Linked DNA regions of Homo sapiens: regions 2 and 3 are each linked to region 1. The links are chromatin loops, found by intact Hi-C in ENCODE. Cell type or tissue: GM12878. All regions are shown on one strand. Links, peaks and the distances in the headings refer to the core of each region. The heading gives the core; the rest is flanking DNA.

Region 1 (4,373 bases), core at 1,275-3,774:
GGTGGATGAACTTGATGGTTACAATTTTGCAAGAGGCACGGCCAGCAGCGTACTGTGAGGTCACGTGCTGGTGGTTCACTGGAAAATGTGGCTGAATCTTGCAAGGAACCATATGGCAAAGGTGGTGTGTTAGGTACTGAACAGCCACTCTCACCTTCTACTTTATGAAGAGAAGTCCAATTCTATTGGAGAAAACGTTGCTGGCTAAAATGCCTGGCTAAAAATCGCATTGCCTAGTTGCAGCTCAGGTTGTTCAAGTAAAATAGGTCAATGAGGGGAGGCCTGCTGGGGATATCTCAGAAGGTTTGTTTTCCTGTGATGGACAATATTCTTTCCTCCTTTAGCTCTTTTCGCTCTTCCTTATTTCCTTATTTCTTGTAACTTGGATGAGATAGCTGGAGCTCTGGCAGCTATTTTGTGAGAATGAGGATGAGAGCGCTACCCTAGGATGACAGAGCAACAAGCCAGAACGAGCTTAAGTCAATGACAACATTGTGAAGCCATCGTAATAGCCCCAGACTTCTCATTACCTCTTTCTTACTTAAGCCATGATTGTTTGGATTTTCTGCTACTTATAACATCATTTTATCCTTAATCATACATACCACCACTGCCTATAAGAGATAGAGCCACCACCACCTGTCTCTGTGAAGCCCACAGGCAGTGAGCCAGATGAGCAGCTAGTGACTGGCCCCAAAGGAGGGCCTCAGCTTCTCCATAGCAACAACAGAAGGAGAAAGTCCTCCCTCCCTGTCCCCGTTCTTACCCCAACACTGAAGGGAAAGGGGGAGAGTGTGAGTACAGACACCCCACCCCTGCCACCCAACGACTGCTCCATGCCAAGCCTCAAGAGACTTAAATCCGGCCCGTGGGACAGTGTGTGGAATAAGTGTTTAAACCACTCTTAAAAACTGAAAATGACTGTTTTAATAAACAGAAGTAATTGTCAAGTTTTGGAGTCAGGTTGAAATGTTGAGGGAGCCACTACCCAGTGCAAAAAAGGGATTGGATTCAGCAGAATTAGAGACAGTTTAGAAAACAACATTATTTCAATTCTGTACCCCTATAGAGTTAAAATATCTCAATAAACTGCTTATAACATAAATCTGCTTAATTTCAATTCTCTTAGATCCATCCCCACATCTCTATGTACTGATATGGAAAGATTTCCAGGACAGATCCTAAGTTAAACGAAAAAAGAGGGAAGTACAACACAGCATGCACAATAGGCTACCTTTGGAAAATAAAAGGGGGCAAACAGGAACTGCCCTGGAAACACATACCGGATTATCTACAGGGTGGATGGCAATGGAGGAAAAGCAGGATTTCTTAGAAGATATTTCTTTATATGGATTTGATTCTTGAATCATGTGAATGTATTCCCAAGTAAAAATTTTAAATTCGAAATGTTAGTGTCACAGAGTATTCAACTTTCTTACAGAAAAGACATTTAGATCAACAGATGACAAAAATAGGAGACTGCAAAATTCTTCCTTCCATCCACCTCCAATAATGAAATCAGTGTTTGTTTGCTGCTTTTTTTAGACAAATCTCCCCGTTTTGTAAAACAAGGGAGTATTTTTTGTTTTACAAAACTGAGAGATTTAGGTAAGCCGTGAGTTAGTGGAAACATCCGGAACCATATAAGGGAGCTTTAGCTTTTGTGTGAAGGAAAGAAAACAGTTTGTGACTTTAGCTGAAACAAATAATAATTAATATATTACTGTATATAATTGATTACTATAGTATATTTTATATTGATATAAAATATATTAGCATATTTATATATTAATATATTATTATATCCATATATTAATTTAATACAAGTAATATATTAATATATATCATATGTTATTATAATATAAAATTGTATATTATAATAACATATACTAATATAATACGTTACATATCTTAGTAATATGTGACTGTATATAATTTTATGTTAATTTATTTTTCAAACTTCTTGTGACCAGATTTTCTGTACCTAAGAGAAATTTTCTGTAACTAAGAGAACTTTAGCTGCAGAAATATAACACTAGTGAGAAATCTAACAAGTTTGTTTATTTAAGGCAAGGGTTGGCAAACTATAGCCCGTGGGCCCAATCCAGCCAGCTGCCTACTTTTTACAGCCAGTAAGCTAAGAATGGTTTTGACATTTTTGAGTGGTTATGTTTTAAATGGTTGTATAAATATCTACATAATGTCCTTGCTATTGCCTCTTGGCCTCCAAGTCTGAAGATGGGAAAACATTGCTCTGGGTTGGGTGTTTCTATTGTGCTAATGCCTCATTTGGTACCCAAAGCCCTGAAGCAACAAGACTTAGTTGTGTCTCGTTCCAGCTGCCAGATGCAGAGAAGGCCTAGCATGCATAGCTCAGTATGTCACCGGCCCATGAATGTGTCTCTTAAATACAGAAAAGACGACACGTCAGCCTGTTGCAATGGGGTTCTGTGGCTTGAAAAAGACCTCTGTATTGTATATGAATCTTAGTAATTGGAACTTGGACTCATCACGTCTTTTTTAGCAATGACATTGTAACAGCATGCACCCATCCATCATCGTGTCATCCTTATGAAAATGGTCTCCACTGGTCAGCTTGTCATAGTTAATTAGTCTTCCAATGTATGGATAGTCAGAAGCAAAGCGACTTTGAGGTTTTTTTTGACAATTTTAAAAGTGAACTCCAGAGATACCTGATCTTTCCTGCCTTTTAATTAGAGCCTTTTCATTTGAGGAGGAGAGTGTCCTTGTGGTTAGGAGTACAACCAGCCTAGTTCTGCTTCCCATTTTCAGTTCTGTAGGCGACTCATAGCAACCACAGGCAAGTCGGTGACTGAGTCCTCCAATATGTGCAGTACAGGAAGTTCTAGAATAAAATGCAGTTAGCTGATTGCTACTCAAATGTAGATATTGTTGATATCTTAGTGAGAAAAGGGTAGTGTATTAGATACCGCTATGAAATCTCTAAACTTAGTAGTTTAAAAAAGATGAACAACCATTTGTTTAGCTCAAGATTCTGTAAGTCATCAATTTAGTCTGGGCACAGCTTGCTCTGTCAGGCACCCACAGTCAGTGGTGTTGGTGTGTTGGGTGGATGGGTGGTTGTGTTCATCTTGGCTGGGCTCTCTCATGTCTCAGGCTTTGGCTGGGACAATGAGCTATGCCTCTCTGCTCCGAATAGCTTCTTTTCCCACAGCAGGCTAGCCCAGGCAGACATAGGGGTCTCGAAAGAGAGTGAATGTGTGTAAGAAATCTTAAAGCCTAGGCTTGGAATGGGCAAAATATGACTCCATCATATTTTAATGGTCAAAGCAGGTCACAAGGCGAGCCTGGACCCAAAGTGAAGGGAAACAGACTCTACCTCTTGATGAAAGGGGCTTCAGGGTCATGTTTCAAGGGCATGGTTGCAGGAAGAAGAAGGGTTGTGGTTATTTTGCCATCTACCTCTGGGAGCTAAAACATGAAGGAACACATGCAAGGTGTGAACCGGCCCTGCTGCCAGACAAGGTGAGGGGAAGAGGCCATGACCGTGAAGTCTAGATGCTAAGCTGTGAGAGAGGGACTGATCAGGGGAATTCAGTGACCTCACGTACAGCAGGGATATAGATGATACCGCTGTTTTTCCCCGGGTCTCATTTCTGGCAGAAGAGAGTGAGGGAGCCTCCAGGAGAGAAGTCAGACCTGCAAAGGATGAGTAGGTGTGTGAGTAGCACCATGGGGGGTTTTGGTTAATTTAGTGAAGAAAGAGGGTATTTTTCCATATGCATTGGGAAACCAAGAGTGAACACAGGCTCTGAGTTCAACAGGCTAGTGGAGAGGAAAGAAAACTGCACGCAGGAAGGAAATCCCCTGAACCAAGAGGCTGAGGTTTGATGTTGTGAGCTCAGCCTTCCAAGGCAGACACACATGACTTCTAGTTGTGGTGTGACACCTTATTAACTGTGTGACTTTGGGCAAATCACTTTACCTCTCTAAGGCTCAATCTCCATATCTGTAAGATAAGGATAATAATATATGCCTCAGAGTACTGTAGGGGTGACTAAAGGAGATAATCCATTGTAATATGTCTAAATCGATACCTGGCAGGATAACGGCTGTCCATGAGTGTCCATTGTTACTAACCTTCTTACTTTTGTTGCTATTGATTTTTCATGCATGGCCCACAATTCTAGTTTGCAGTACTGGCCACACTGATGAGCTCTCCTAGTATTTTAGATGAACAGTTTCATGTGGGTGTACCACTATCAATTCTAAAGTAACATACATTGAGATAAATGAATTGTCCCTTCATACAATGTTCCTTTCCCAAATGTTTGTATCTGTTCATTCAGCACCACCATTTAGCCACCCAAAGAATCTTTGTTTCCTTCCTT
Region 2 (4,373 bases), core at 1,108-3,607, 89 kb before region 1:
TTCAGGGCGGGGGTGGGAGTGTGTTCTTTTAAATAGAATGGTTAAGAAAGATTTCACTGATCAAACGGTATTTGGGCAGAGACCCCAAGGAAGCATGGGAACAGTCCTGATGCAGGTCTCTGGGGGAAGAGCCCCCAGGCACAGAGGGCAGCCTATGCAAAAACCCTGAGACAGAAGGCTTGGCGGAGGGGGCAGCAAGGCTAATGTGGCCAAAGTCAAGTGGGCGGAAAGGGAGTGATGGGGCATGAGGTCCCAGAATATTTGGGGGACTGGATCTTAGATTGGCTTTCTAGGTCAAGGGAAGGCTTTGGGATCCTCTGACAAGAATGGGAAGCCATCAGAGAGTTTCAAGCCGAGAAATTACATTTCGAGAGGATCATTTGGCTGCTTCATAGAAAACGCATAATGGGGAGGCAAGGGTTTAAATAGGAGAGTAGTTATGCTACTGTACAAATCTAGGCAATAGATTAGAGTGGCTTGGAAGAAGGTGGCAGGTGGAGGCGTTAAGGTGGATTCTACTTTTGGTTATATGCTGAAGGTAAAGCCAACAGAATTTGCTGACATATTGGATGTGGGATCACTTCACAGTCTCATTTCCCTGGAATTGCTACAAGGTACACAAAGATCTTTGAGATTTCTCCTCCCACCTGCTTTGGCCTTGATGATAGGTGCTCAAATATTGGTCATATTTGGGGTTTGCATCTTCCTTTGCTTGTTTTTGCCCTGGGCACATATATAGCATTTGCCAGGGCACGAGAACATGATTCTGCTGCCAATTCTGTTTTCTGAAACTGAACTTTGTGCTGCCACTGCAGGGCGTTCCCACTAAAGCTCAGCAGTTCTCCTGGATACAAGAACAACAAACATTTCCATTCTTCCATACACCATCACCTCTTTGCATTCATTATTCCTCCACCATCATCTTAGATGTCTCTTTCCTTCAAACTCTGCCCAAGCCTGAACTGCTTCGTGTTTAGACTGATGCAATCTTCATCCTGGTTTTTTTTTTTTTTCATGCTTCCAGAAAGCTAGCAGCTAGTAGCAAAAATTATCCTTATCCATCTTTGTTTTTATCATCTCAGATAAGTACAAAATCCCTTTCAGTTTTCTGTCTAGGCTTCCAATTCACTCTCCTTCCACTGTACCTCCCTCCTCCCCACCAAATTTAAGTTGATTAGCACATATTCTCATCCTTATTATTTTCATCTTCAGCACATATTTATATAATTTTGGATTCACTCTGGCAAACCACTTTGAGAACTGTGAGCAAATAAAGCAAGCATAGGGTCTGAACTGGGGAGAGGTTTTTCTTTTTTTCCATTGTCTGGTCAATCCTGCCTAGTACAAGAGAACTGAACACAGTAAGCTTTACTGTAATAGCAAACAGCACTAGGAGGGGTAACTCTTTACCCTGCAAATCTTCATTTTTTCCTTAGTGCAAAATAATTGTCATGTTCATCATTTATGCAACCTATCAAATATTTCTGGCTGTGTGCCTTCTGATGCACAAAAGAGGATTGTACTTCTTGGCCCCTTTTTGGTTGGATGAAGTCATGTGATGAATTCTGGCCAATGACTTGTGAGTGGAAGTAATACAATTTCTCAGCCAGTGCATTTAATTGCCAGAATAAGAATCTAGTTCCTTTCCTCTCTTGGGGATGTTGGTGGTGACTTCTAAGATGGTGATCTGGATCACTGATGGTGGCCTGGGTTACTGAGTTACTCTGGGGAGCAGATTCTTTTGACAACCTGTGGTGGATATGCAATATGAATGAGAAACCCTCATTTTTGCCACTGATATTTTAGGGTTGTTTATCACTGCAGCATAACCTAGCCTATCCTGGCTGATATATTCAGGTCATCTCATTCTGTGATAATTACTTGAGTTTTCAATCCTGTTAAATTGAGAACAGGACCTCAGGCAAATAAGGATTTGGATGGATGTAAAGGACTAACTTAAGTTAGATGCCAGAATGGTCTATTCTGGTCATGGGAGGCCTAAGGATGATGGTACTAGAAAGGGGGAAAGGGTTGCAAATGGAAGAAGTAGAAGGACCCTGAAGGCAAAATGAAAAAATAGCTGGAGTTTATCTAAGATTGGTACTGTGGTCTCATACAACTTCTCCATAGTGACAGAAAAGAGATTTAGTAATCTCTAACACTTGGCCTAATCCTAGATGCCTCCCAGCTGGGGGTCGCATTTGGTCAGGAAGGAACTTCCATGGTGACAAGAAGACAAGGCCAGAGGTACCACTTTGGAGGTTTCATAACCTCCAAAGGGGATAGATAACATGACTCATTTTCCCAGCTCTATTGTGGTTATTCAAATAAGTGACCATAGTCAATGTCTGTGAGCAGCTGCTGCAAGGTCAGGAGAACTCACCAAGACCTGATGCTGTTTCAGTATCACAGCATGTCAAAGGAATGATTTCTAGCTTCCTGTAGACACCATTAGCTAAATTGCAGTATCTGCTTCTCTTATCGTCTTTGCCAGGGTCATTGTTTCTTGCACTGAACCTCGGAGGAAGGATGAGGAGAGAGGTAGGTGCCTTCTGCCTCCCTCTCCTTTGGTATGAAGCCTGCTGGAAAAGAAGCCTGCTGTTTAGAAAGTTGCTTTGTTTCTAATTGGCATGAGGAGGCTTGAGAGAACCTCTACTTTTTGCTTGTGTTATGATTTTGTGACAGTGGGAAGTCAATCTTAGAGCATTTACAGCTCTCCCGAGCTGTCAGTAACTCAGAGACTTCAACTCCGATCAAAACCTATGACTAAAAAAAATTACCATAATCCAGTGACAGGCATGAAGAGAAAGCCATAATAATACTGATAACAATGTGCCAGTTAAGAGGCTATTATATTTAGTGCCTTACTTCAGCACAGAGAAATCGTCTCAGAGTTGCCATTGATATAACCAGTGCCTTGTTAACAGATGTGACCTGATCTTTGCAGGGCCTGTCTCAGATACTTACCTGTATATACCTGTGGGAGGAAGAAGAAAAAGGTGTGTCCACCTAGAATAATTTGTTTGCTGGAAGTTCTGTTGTTGGCAGAAAATGGAAGCTACAAACTAGTGTGGTTATCAGCAGGGAATGGGATCAAAGTTTCAGTCCAACAAGTCCAGGTAATTGCCCGAACCACACTGAAAACTCTCTTCAGGGTCCTCTAAAACACTCTATGTTGTATCTTTTGCACCAGAGCTGTCCTCTCCACGGTCATCCAGGAAACTTCTTTGCCACTCTACCTTGACTTTGGACACTGAGTAGTAATACCACATACTCTGATCTCATTTTCTTGGGGCCTCTGTAGGGGACTCCAGCTGTTTGATAAGCCCATTTGAGTTAAGTTGTTAATGCAGCTAATGGTGTAAGGTGTGCCCTTCTGACTCATCTATTTGCATCTTAACAGGCAACTTTCAGCTTGAAGGCCAAGGTGTTACTACTTAGAATTTAGGGCACAGAAGGCTGGTGTGTGTCGGCAGTGATATTTGGGAGAATGAGTCTGTTTGGGAGACACTTTAGGTCATACCAGGTAAGTAGCATATTCCTTTGCCTATAGATATAGGGGGAGTGATACAGCTTTCTATTTGCATTCTGGGACTCTGTGAATCTCTTCAGTTCTTTAGAATCAGTTAAAATGCCACCTCTTCCAGACACCCTTCCTTTGTGGAAATGGGATGCATTGCTTACTGGCCTCCCCTCTGAACTTACTGTACACAGCTACAGTACACATAATCTGAATATACTTGGAGGAGTGCACATACAACTGTTATTTAAGCAATATAGGCAGTCATGTGTCATAATTCTGTATGACTGAATAACAATAGTTACTCCACCACCAGGCTAGTGAGCCCTTTTGAGAAACCGAGTTCTCTTTTGGAATAGAGATTTCAAGTCTAAGGGGCCTCTCTATTTACCAACTATAGATATTAAACTGTATTAAAGATGATTAATACAGTTATAGGTTGGGAGTAAATTAGCTATACCACCTTTTATCATCCCCACAAGGAAAAGGGTCAGACCTTTGACATATAATACAATCCTTGCAACCTCTGTTTTATAGAATCATACTTGTATTTCTTTTTTGGCTATCTATTTTCTGTGTAACAAACCATCCCAAAACTTAGTGACCTAAAACAATAACCAGTTTATTTGCTCATGATTCTGCAATTAGAGCTGAGCTCAACTTGGTGGTTCTTTTGCTGGCCTTGCCAATGGTCACTCATATGACGGCATTTAGCTAGCTGTACAGCTGTGGCCTAGGCTCAGCGGGAATGCTGGCATGGCTGGACCTCACTCTCTCTCTCTCTTTCTCTCTCTCTCTCGTCTTGAGAACTCAGGGGCCTGGACTTCTCCAAATGATCTCTCCAGCAGAGAGG
Region 3 (4,373 bases), core at 1,108-3,607, 390 kb after region 1:
TGGCCGTTAGAACTGGCTGTCTATCATCTCTCGTGGGGCCTTGGTTCTTTGTCATGGGGAAACTCATAGACCATCTAACTCAGAGAGCCCATCCAGAAATTGCATTTCTCTGGGAAGTCAGGGACCCAGCCTCTGGGCTGCTGAAAGTACTCAGCCCAGGGCAGGCCTAAGGGAGAGCAGGTGTGGGCAGGTTGCATGAGGATAATATGGAATGAGGAGAAATGTGTTTTGGAGCTTGTGGGTGAGGAGAAAATGGTGCTTTTGTCTCAGAGGCACTGAGACACCTGGGAGTGGGGCTGGGGTGCGGGTGGTGGGGTGAGGTAACTGCAGTAGAAAAGAGAGATTGGCGTGGGCATCCCTACGGATGCAGGAGACCCAGGAAAAATTCAAGGCATCATATTGACAAGGAAAGCCAAAAGAAATAAAGACCATTACTGGCTGCATTATTAAGCACACACCCAAATAGTGCTCACAGTGCAGATACCGAGACAGGCAGATTCTAGGATTCATATGTCAAGCCCATTCACTTCCTACAGAAGAAAAATAAAAGACAACCTGGTTGGGGGGGAAATCCTCATAGAGAGGTGGCCCCACAGCAGGCAGCTGCCGGTGGTCTGGATCACACTTTGTCTCCCAGCATAACAGTTGAGCTATCTGGGGAAAATTCCTTAGCCCCTCTAAGCCTCAGTTCCCACAGCTAGCAAATGGGGGTAATGGTCATAACCCTTCCTCTCAGAGTGTGAAGATGGAAAGAGAGTCTGCATTTCAGCACTTAGCACAGTGCCCAGCACACGCAACAAGAGGTAGCTGTCATCAACATTAAGCTGTTATTCACGCCCTCAGGAGGACTCTGGACCCAGCCAGGGCCAAGGTAGAGAACCTCAAGGGGGAATCCTCTTCCCTATCAGTGGCTCAGCAAAGACCACTCTGAGGAACCCATCACGTTTTGGGGATAGGGCGAGTTGTTTGGTCTAAACAGCTTGGGAAGAAGAGACCCAGGAAAGGAGCGCCATCCTGAAATCTTTGATGAGCTCTCAGAGAGAAGAGGGGGTTTCAGGCTTTCCTACCCCAGAGGACAGATTTGAGTCCATTGGCAAGGGTGGAGCTCAGAGGCGGCCCAAGGAAGTCCTTCCTCCTAATGAGAGTTGGTGAAGAACAGAAGTTGCTGTCTGGAAAGGCTCTGAGTTCCCTTCTCAAAGGCCCTTTACCATAATTATAATGTGTGTGTCACAAACAACCCTCAGGAGAACAGAGCTAGAGAACCTTTGCCTCAGGAAATGTTCAAGCTGAAGCTGGATGATCAAATGCTGGTGAGGGGCGCCTGGCACTGTGCAAAGCTGAGACCAGGCAGCCCACTCGTGGGTTAGGACTATCTACAGCTCCGTTGCATTGAGCACAGTCTACATGCCAGGAAGGCCCAAGGCTAAGTACTTCACACACACTAGCTGGCTTCAACCCTACAACACCAACATGAGGCAAGCACTACTGGTAGCTCTGTTTTACAGAAGAGGAAACTGAGGCCCTTGGATGGTAAGTCAGTTGCCAAAGCTTCACAGTTAGATCACACAGCCAAGATCCAAATCCAGGCACAGCTGGCCATAGAGCCTGTGAGCTAACTGCTGCACTGCACAGCTCTAGCCAGGACAGTTTGTCCTTGCCCTACCTACATGCTGCCTGTGGCCAGGACCTCTGGTGACAGGGGAGATGGAACCATGTGAGCCTGGAAAGCAGGCTGACAGGAAGTAGATGGCACTGTCCTTCTGGCCTAGGGTAGGGCCAAGAGACCACAGCTCTCCACATCACTAAGAAAGATAGGACCTTGCCTGGGGCTGGGAGAGTTCCGGGAAGTTTCTGTAGCAGCGCTGGCTGGTCTGTTGCTTTGCATGCTTATTGCTTTTGTATGGAGTAGGTATCTGATCTCCCCAACACCTGCCAGCTCCGCCTCTGCGTTCTTTCCCTTCCTTGTACACCCAGCCCCTGCCTCCCACCCTGGCATCTCCCTCCCTTCCCCCGCCATGCAGAGATCTGAGTCACTGACAGCAAGTGGGTGAGAAGAAACAGAGAAGGCAGAATCAAGAAATGAAAACCCTAAGGGCAGCAACAATTAATATTTAACTTGAAAATTGCCTGGGAACAGAAAGCTCAGGCTATTCATGTGCAAATCATATGCAAACACTCTCCACATCGGGCCCTTGTAATTATTCTGCAAACCTGCCTGGCCAGCTCTAAGGGCAGCTTGGGAAACCCCAACACCCCAATCCTGCTGCAGGCTGCAAACCTCCCCATGACAGGGCTTGGGAGGGTCTCCAGGTGACACCACTCGGGTGACACCAGCTTGTCCCAGAATTCCTCAGGCCAAAGCTCTTTCCAATTCTTGAGGAAATGTTTCTCCTGCCAGGGAAAGTTCCCAGCCCCGCATCTGGGCTCCCCTTGCCACTCCCCAAAAATGCCTTCCTGACGGTCACCCATGGCCTCCTGATGACTAAATCCCAGTGTCTCCACTCATCCTCCACTTCCAGGCAAAAGCCAGAGCAGCTGATGCCTGAGGCTTCTTCTGTGCTGCCCACCCAGGGCCTCCTCCCTTCCGTCTGACTGCCCTTCCCTGGCCCTGTCAGTGCCACCTTAGCTCCAGCGTGGGGGTGAGCCTGAGAAGGCCTCTTCTCCCCCACATCCGATACGCCCTGGGCAGGAGGGTGGGTCTCTTCGGAGGGTATGGGCGGGCCCTGCACTGGCTTCTGATTATCCTGCATATGGCGGGAAAACAGTTCAGTCCCCCTTCCCCTCCCCAGGTCACCTAAGGCCAGCCCAAATCTGGCGTCACTAGAAGTTCACTTGCAGGGTTAGGTGACCTGGAGCTCTCAGGCCTGAGAGCACAGGCTGAGGACAGGTGCTTTTCTTCACAGCTGGGAGCTCCCTGAGGACACAGCCCCCCAGGCCCATGCTCACCACTGCACCCAGACCTTGAGAGTGTCCCCTGGGGCATCGCCTCCAACTGCAGCCAAGCTGGGGAAGGACACACAGGACCAGGGGAGCAGCCCCAGCCCTAGGCTCAGCCCCTGCCAGAACAGTCTTTAGCATGGGTACTTGTCTCCATCTCAGCCCGCATCCCTCACTCAGACGTGTCAGCTTTTACTGGATCTGATTTATTTCATATCCACATATGTTGAAGAAGGAGCCTGTAAAAAGCTCAGCACATTGGCTGGCCTGTGTTCAGCACCTAATATGAGGCAACTGCCCTTGACCATAAACTCTGAAATGAGTCAAGTGTCCACAGTTCCAAAGGGTTTGGTGCCTTGTTCTCACTGGAGTCACGGAGCCCGGAGCAATGCACTGCCAGGCAGGGCTGCCTTGGCCAGCACCACCGTCATCACCATGCCCAGAGCAGGTGGGATAGGCGATGGTGAGGGGGTGGTCCCCACCATGTGTGGATAATTTCCTAATTCCATGATGCCTGTGGCTGATGGTCATTCATCCTACTATGTATTTACTGGGCATCTGCTACGTGCCTGGCACTGTTGTGACCCTTCCCTCAGGGAGCTTCCATATCCATGGGGGAAGCTGATCTTAAGACAGAACCTGAATTCACTAACAGTTGTGAGAGAGACGGGGGAAAAATTTACCACACTAAACATAAAAGGTAACAAGTGAGATAAAAAGTGCATCCAGCTGGGTGTGGTGGCTCACAAACTGTAATCCCAGCACTTTGGTAGGCCGAGGTAGGAGGATCCCTTGAGGCCAGGAGTTCAAGATCACTGTGGGCAACGTAATGAGAACCTGTCTCTACAAAAAATTAAAAATTTAGCTGAGCATTGCTGACTTGTGCCTGTAGTCCCAGCTACTTGGGAGGCTGAGACAGGAGGATTGCTTGACCCTAAGAGGTGGAGGCTGCAGTGAGCTGTGATCATGCTACCACACATGGGTGACAGAGTGAGACTCTGTCTTCAAAAAAAAAAAAAGTGCATCATCCCATTTTCAGAAATATTAAAATGTAGAGAAAAATACACATCTGAAACCCAAAGAACTATAATAATATAGTTTATAGTGACATAACAATAATACATAGTAATATAATATATAATATAGTCATAAAGGGCACTTTATTTTAATTGCAACTTACCTGGTTGCCAGAAAGAAAAACTCAGTCACAGTAACTCAAATATAAAGAACAGAGGGCAATTTATGACATGCAACAGCAAGATACACATCTAGGCCCTACAGGAACCATGCTGGGGCCGGAATGGCATTGAAAATGGTGACAGCCACCCTCTGCCTGCTGTCCCTTCTCTGCATCTTTCTCACCACACACTTCACACTCATCTTTCCACCAAGAGCTTCCCCTGCTTCCTCAGGTTTCTATCTGGGCTGGCCAGGTC

What was found. Peaks named below come from ENCODE experiments on the same cell type or tissue, not always from the same donor. Only the 100,000 strongest peaks of a DNase experiment are listed, where the experiment ranks them.
Region 2: a loop joins it to region 1, with 4 times the contacts of the local background. A loop is called at or near these places in 1 of 110 quality-filtered maps.
Region 3: a loop joins it to region 1, with 11 times the contacts of the local background. A loop is called at or near these places in 1 of 110 quality-filtered maps.

The regions. Positions count from the first base shown.
Region 1 is chr4:151,884,898-151,889,270 of GRCh38, forward strand. All of the region lies in intron 2 of LOC127898557 (a long non-coding RNA gene), which reads left to right. LOC102724700 (a long non-coding RNA gene) reads right to left here. Exons shown (of 5, transcript NR_188364.1): 4 at 3,594-3,681; 5 at 2,049-2,866. Among named protein-coding and RNA genes, the nearest start is that of LINC03074, 69 kb to the right of the region's middle. In GM12878, for the core only: no CTCF peak of the experiment used is centred there; DNase peaks (open chromatin) are centred at 2,714, 3,214 and 3,734; H3K27ac peaks cover 1,458 bases.
Region 2 is chr4:151,796,499-151,800,871 of GRCh38, forward strand. LOC127898557 (a long non-coding RNA gene) reads left to right here and starts at 2,861. Exons shown (of 4, transcript NR_183042.1): 1 at 2,861-3,119; 2 at 3,404-3,526. It overlaps LOC105377488 (a long non-coding RNA gene), which reads left to right and starts at 2,861. Exons shown (of 4, transcript NR_183038.1): 1 at 2,861-3,119; 2 at 3,404-3,526. In GM12878, for the core only: no CTCF peak of the experiment used is centred there; a DNase peak (open chromatin) is centred at 2,403.
Region 3 is chr4:152,276,724-152,281,096 of GRCh38, forward strand. No RefSeq gene overlaps it. Among named protein-coding and RNA genes, the nearest start is that of FBXW7-AS1, 59 kb to the right of the region's middle. In GM12878, for the core only: no CTCF peak of the experiment used is centred there; DNase peaks (open chromatin) are centred at 2,088 and 2,818.